Linked DNA regions of Homo sapiens: region 2 is linked to region 1. The links are chromatin loops, found by intact Hi-C in ENCODE. Cell type or tissue: heart right ventricle. All regions are shown on one strand. Links, peaks and the distances in the headings refer to the core of each region. The heading gives the core; the rest is flanking DNA. Region 1 has its middle 190 kb from the start of TFCP2L1. Region 2 has its middle 12 kb from the start of TFCP2L1.

Region 1 (2,905 bases), core at 184-2,683:
AGCACTTTCCCAAGACTGCACATGTAGCGGGGCCAAGCTGAGAGAGAGTGTGAGGGGGATTTGTATAAATTTAGAGCTAGAAAGTATCTCAGCCATGCCCACCTTTCAAGGAGGCTTTGCTGTGTTTGAATTTGGGGCAGGCGGCTTAAGAGTGAGAGAAAGTGAGATTAGGATTGACAGAGACAGACAACGAGAGAGAAGAGAGAAGAGAAAGAGGGAGAGAGAGAGAAAGGAGAGCCCGGTGTTGTTGGAAAGGGAGGGCAGTGTGGTGTTGAGATAGCAGGATGATGCTGAGAGGGACAGAGGCAGGGTAGGGTGATGGACACGCGTGGGGAGCTGAAGGATGCTAGTCAGAGTCAGATGTCCTACACTTGACCCAGACTGCGGAAACTTGGACCATTAACTTAACCTCCCTGAGCCTCATTTACTCATCGACAAAACAGAGCTATGAATACCTCAGTCACAGGCTGGTCAGCAAGAGTAACTGACATAATACACAGGAAGGTGCTGAGCACACAGCCAGTGCTCCATAAACACTTGCTCCCTTCCGGCTGAGCAGAAGAGGCCTGGCTAGCTTCACTTCTGGTGACAACTAGCAAGTGTTAGGACAGTGCCCCTGCCAAGGGCCCTCAGACCAACCCTCCAGGGCTTTTATGCCTCAGATGGCTCATTTGCATGCCCTGGTTGGAAACTGCTTAGCTGAAGAATGGAATGTTCTGGCCTCACCAATTTGATTTTCAAATCACTTCCCTCTGAGCAATAGCCTCCCCCAAGAGCAGCATCCCAATACTTGGTCACACCCATGGACTCGGCCTAGTGATTTTGGGACAGTGAGATTGGAGGGAGGGAAGGGGCTCACCCCACCCTTTCCACACCCTACTCCCAGTATGCATATTTCTAGAAACCAGGTTAAGAATCTGTAGATTTGGAGAGATGTCAGGGCAGGCTGAATGGGTGGCTGTAGGGAGAGGGCAGGATTCCTGCTTTGGCAGGGAAGGATGTTGTGTGTGCTGTTGGAGTCTCAGTCCCTATTTCTTACCCCAATTGTCTATCGCAGGCTTCTGTCCCAGGGGAAAAGAGCTGGCCATGTCAAGCCTCAGGAACTCTCCTTTGACCCTGAACTGCCAACCTGCCTTCTTCTTTCCTGATGATGCCAGCAGAGGGCACCAGGAGCCAGGGAGGAGCTGCGAGATGTCCTGGCCTCAGTGCTGCAGGGATGCTGCCCCCAGCCAGCCTCACCTGCAGACGGAACAGGGAGCCGCCTGGCTGGAGCCATCCCTCAGAGAGCGGTCCCTGCTACCTTGCACAAACCTCCCTCTGAGATCAGAAGCCCTTTCATGGAGGGCAGGTCTCAATTTCCAGTTCTTTTTGGAACAGGAAACAGAGGGACTTGTGTGTATTTATACAAAATTGCAACTGAGAAAGTGGAGGCTCAGAGAGTTTAAGCCACTCGCCTGACACCATCCAGCTGCTAGGTGACACCAACAGGGTTTGCGCCCTGATCGGCCTGACTTCAGAGGTGCACTACTGTTCTATCCGATTATAAATGGTGTGTCTTAGACGGCAGGCTCCCCAGAGAGGGTAGTAGGCCCTCTGAAAGGATGCAGTGGGGCCTGTCTGCCAGCCTGTCCCCAGCCCCTCTCCCAGCCTCCGCCCATGCCCTCCTCTCCAGAGGCCGTCTTATAACCAAAGGACTGAACCTCCCTGACAATGCCATCCTGCTCCCAGCCCAGAAAGCCTCTGAATAGAGTCACCTTCCTCTCCATTCAGAGGTTTCTTAGCTCTGGAACAAGGAAAAAATGTAAATGATTCCCAGAACATCGTGTGCAATGGAGGCACCGGGTTAATGTTGGAAACCATGGCTCCATGAAACCACGGTTTGATGCTGTGATCCACTGTTCCCCGAGAGCGAACGCTGGACCACCAGGATGTGGGTGGCAGATGTGATGATCCTGCAGATGGGCTGCCACAGTAGGAAATCCAAGGGCAGCTCCATCAACATGCCCCTAGTGCACCCCTGGGCAAGGTTGGGACCGAGGCTGTGTGCTGGGTCTGAGGTCTTAGGAAGCCCTGTCTTCCTTATGTCTCTCTTCAGGGCACTTTGGGTCTCAGGTGGGTGAAAAATGAGTTTCAGGTGAAAGAAGTTCTCTGGGCAAACCACTTAATTCCCAGACACAGGGTGTCATGTGGATGCAGTGACCATCTCCATTTTACAGATGGGGAAATGGAGGTTCAGAGAGGAGAAGGACTTGCTTGAAGTCACACAGGGAGAAGGGTGTGAGCTAGGGGGACCTGTGGCTTCTAAGCGGCTGCTATTGTTGCTGCCTCCCAGTGTTCACATACTCGGCAGGGACGATAACGAGAGCAACTTTTTCCAACCAAGTCACCATATGAGTTTCCGGTTGTTGATTTGACACATCACCACCAACTCACTAGCTTTAAACCACACACATTTATTATCGTACAGTTCTTTGGGTCAGAAGTCTGAATGGGATGAAATCAAGGTGTTACTGGAAAAAGGGGTCTCCATCCAGACCCCAAGAGAGGGTTCCTGGATTTTGTGCAGGAAAGGAATTCAAGGTGAGTGGAAAAGTGCAGGGAAAGAAGCAAGTTTATTAGAAACTGCTCCATTACAAAGTAGAGTGCCCTCAGGAAGCAAGCAGAGGCACGCACCATCTTTGCTTTAAGTTTTTCTTATATAGGGATCTTGTCTCTGTAAAGACTAAACCAAAGCTGTGCCTAACTGCCAGTGGGCTGACAGCATGACGTTTATTACTCTACTGATTTAAAGGAAGCTATCCTTGACATGTTCCTACATCAGCACATGAGAGCATAATTATAATTATTTTGAAAACCTATACTGTTAAGGGTATTGGGACATCTGGACTTTCTGTTGTTGGAGGAG
Region 2 (2,905 bases), core at 121-2,620, 200 kb before region 1:
TTAAGAAAAAGACAGGATTCACAGTTTTGGGGAGCCAGTGTATTTCACTGATTCTAAAACACACATTTTCCCCACATTTTCATGTCTCTGAAATCAGGATGCTTCTGACAGTTGGTGATGCCTCTGCCATTTGGCAGTTTGGTAATGTGGTTGACATTGCCTGCACACACATGAAATCTCTGCCTAAGACCAAGAGAGCATCTGCATTGAAAGAGTGCAGAGGGGGCATCAGCGGCTTGGAAGGAAATCCTGGGCCAACGGTGAAGCACTCTCTTCAAAAATGCTGCAACGCCAATGCTCATCAGGGCCCAGCGCACCGCCTATGGTGCCAAACCAGCAACACAGGCGATTCTGAGTATAAAAGGGATCCAGAAGACTCTGCAATAAATGTGGGTCCTTTTAAAATATATGCACAAGGGCTGGGCGCGGTGGCTCACGCCTGTAATCCTGGCACTTTGGGAGGCCGAGGCGGGTGGATCACCAGAGGTCAGGAGTTCGAGACTAGCCTGGCCAACATGGTAAAACCCCATCTCTGCTAAAAATACAAAAATTAGCTGAGCGTGGAGGCACATGCCTGTAGTCCCAGCTACTCGGGAGGCTGAGGCAGGAGAATTGCTTGAACCTGAGAGGTGGAGGTTGCAGTGAGCCGAGATCATGCCACTGCACTCCAGCCTGGGCAACAAGAGCGAAACTCCATCTCAAAAAATTAAAATATATGCACAAGAGAGATCTACACTTCACTAAATAGAAATGAGATCTTTCCTTTTTGCGACAGGGTCTCACTCTGTTGCCCAGGCTGGAGTGCAGTGGTACAATCATAGCTCACTGCATCTTCAAACTTCCAGGCTCAAGTTGATGCCTAAGTAGCTGGAGCTCATCCCTCATCCCCCCAAGTAGCTGGGACTACAGGCACGAGCCACCATGTCTGGCGATTGTTTTGTATTTTTGTAGAGACAGAGTCTCCCTATGTTGCCCAGGCTGGTCTCGAACTCCTGGGCTTAAGCAATCTGCCCGCCTTGGCCTCCCAAAGTGTTGGGATTACAAGCATGAGCCACCATGCCTGGCCTTAAATGAGATCTTTCAAGAACAAAATACAAATGCTAAATGATAAGAAAGCATTATGCCTGTGTTTAACTGTCTGCATTTCCTCTTACTGCTCCATAAAATAATGATGCATCTTACAATTGATGGCAGCTTAGATTTAATGAAATATCTGTCAACAAAGCATGGGGAAGAGCACAAAAGATTCTAGGCAACCGTGGCAAGTGCCTGCTGCATTCACAGAAAAGGCAATGAGGAATGGCATCCCTGCCTCTGACCACTGGAGGCAGCACAGTAGGAGCAGTCCAAGGACAGCTGCTGTTCTCTGATCTCAGCGGGGGCATAGACTACGTTTCTCCAATATCAGACCATGCTCGGCAGGCAACAGACACACACACGCCATCCATGCTTTTGGGTAGGACTGAACCCAAGGAAGAGAAGCAAACATTAACTGAGCACCTAGTGCGTATTTGGTGCTGTGCCGGGCACTTCATTCACAATATCTCACGTGAACCTTAAAACTTCCCTGGGAAGTAGTCCCATTTCACATGGAAGAAAGTCAAGATAAATGAGGTTAAGACTCTAATCAAAGGTAGGTGCAGTGGCTCACGCCTCTAATCCCAGCACTTTGGGAGGCCAAGGTGTGTGGATCACTGGAGCCCAGGAGTTTCAGACCAGCCTAGGCAACATAGTGAAACCCCTGTCTCTACAAAAAATATAAAACTTAGCCATGCATAATGGCATGCACCTGTAGTCCCAGCTACTCAGGAGGCTGAGGTAGGAGGATCACCTGAGTCCAGGAGGTTGACGCTGCAGTGAGCCATGACTGTGCCACTGCACTCCTGCCTGCATGACAGAAACCCTCTCTCCAAAAAAACAAAAAACAGAAAAACCCCAAAAAACAAAACAAAAACAACAATAAAAAAACGGACTAAACAAGGTCTCAGAACTAGTAAGTAACAAAGGCAAACTTGAAGCCAGGCTTGTCTTATTCCCAAGCTCAACCTCATTTCTTGGCAAGCTTTGTCCTCTCTTCTCTCTTTGATGGCAGTGGCAGCCCATCTGGAGAAGCCGCTGTGGGGACACCAGCTGCAGCAGGGGTGGTGCAGGTGGGGCTATGCTCTCTCCAGAGCTGGTGGGGCAGGAACAGGTGGGAGGCCTGCCCCCTACTGAGTTGGCAGGGTGGGACCCCTGTACTCCCAGGCATGGATGCAGCCACCCAGCCACAGCTTCAAACCGGGGCATCCCTGTACTCTCAGGGGCCTGAGAATCTCCTGGCCCCCACAGGCTCAGAAGTGCCTGCTCCTGCTCTCAGGCCTCTTCTCACTCCCGGGGCCTGCTGTGATTCTGGAGCAAAGTTGTGGCTGTGCCCAGGTGCTGTTGCAACCCAGCTGGCTGTGCACATGCTTGGCACAGAGCTGACACACCAGCCCCCTCCTCACCTCAGCCCCCTCCAGACCTTGGGCACTGACGAGCATGGGAGGGAGGCCAGGGGCCTGAGGGCAGCTCAGCAAGGGCCTGCAGTTGCCCCTTAGTGTGAACAGCCTGGGCACCGTGGATGACATGTTGATGACAGCAGGAAGCAGACAGGTTCCTAGGTGGGAAGGATGGGTCCTTGGTGAAACTCCACCTACAGGCCAGGGATGGCCTGAAGCCTGGGGGCAAGGCTGCCAGTTCTGGAGGAAGTCCACAGCACAGAGTGAGAACTTCATTGATGACCATTTGGCCAACTGGATGGTGCTTTTTCCAGGCCTGCCCATGGTTGACCATGGACCAATCAGCATGCACTTCGTCCATTCTGAGCGCATAAAAACCCCAGACTCAGCCAGACTCACACACAGGTGGGGATGACCTGCCTGCGGAA

Evidence for each region. Hi-C counts contacts between places; a loop is a spot of excess contacts. Peaks named below come from ENCODE experiments on the same cell type or tissue, not always from the same donor. Only the 100,000 strongest peaks of a DNase experiment are listed, where the experiment ranks them.
Region 2: a loop joins it to region 1, with 3 times the contacts of the local background. A loop is called at or near these places in 11 of 110 quality-filtered maps.

The regions. Positions count from the first base shown.
Region 1 is chr2:121,097,799-121,100,703 of GRCh38, reverse strand. No RefSeq gene overlaps it. Among named protein-coding and RNA genes, the nearest start is that of TFCP2L1, 190 kb to the left of the region's middle. In heart right ventricle, for the core only: a CTCF peak has its summit at 1,153 (motif pointing right); a DNase peak (open chromatin) is centred at 602; H3K27ac peaks cover 453 bases; H3K27me3 peaks cover 17 bases.
Region 2 is chr2:121,296,075-121,298,979 of GRCh38, reverse strand. No RefSeq gene overlaps it. Among named protein-coding and RNA genes, the nearest start is that of TFCP2L1, 12 kb to the right of the region's middle. In heart right ventricle, for the core only: a CTCF peak has its summit at 1,322; no DNase peak of the experiment used is centred there.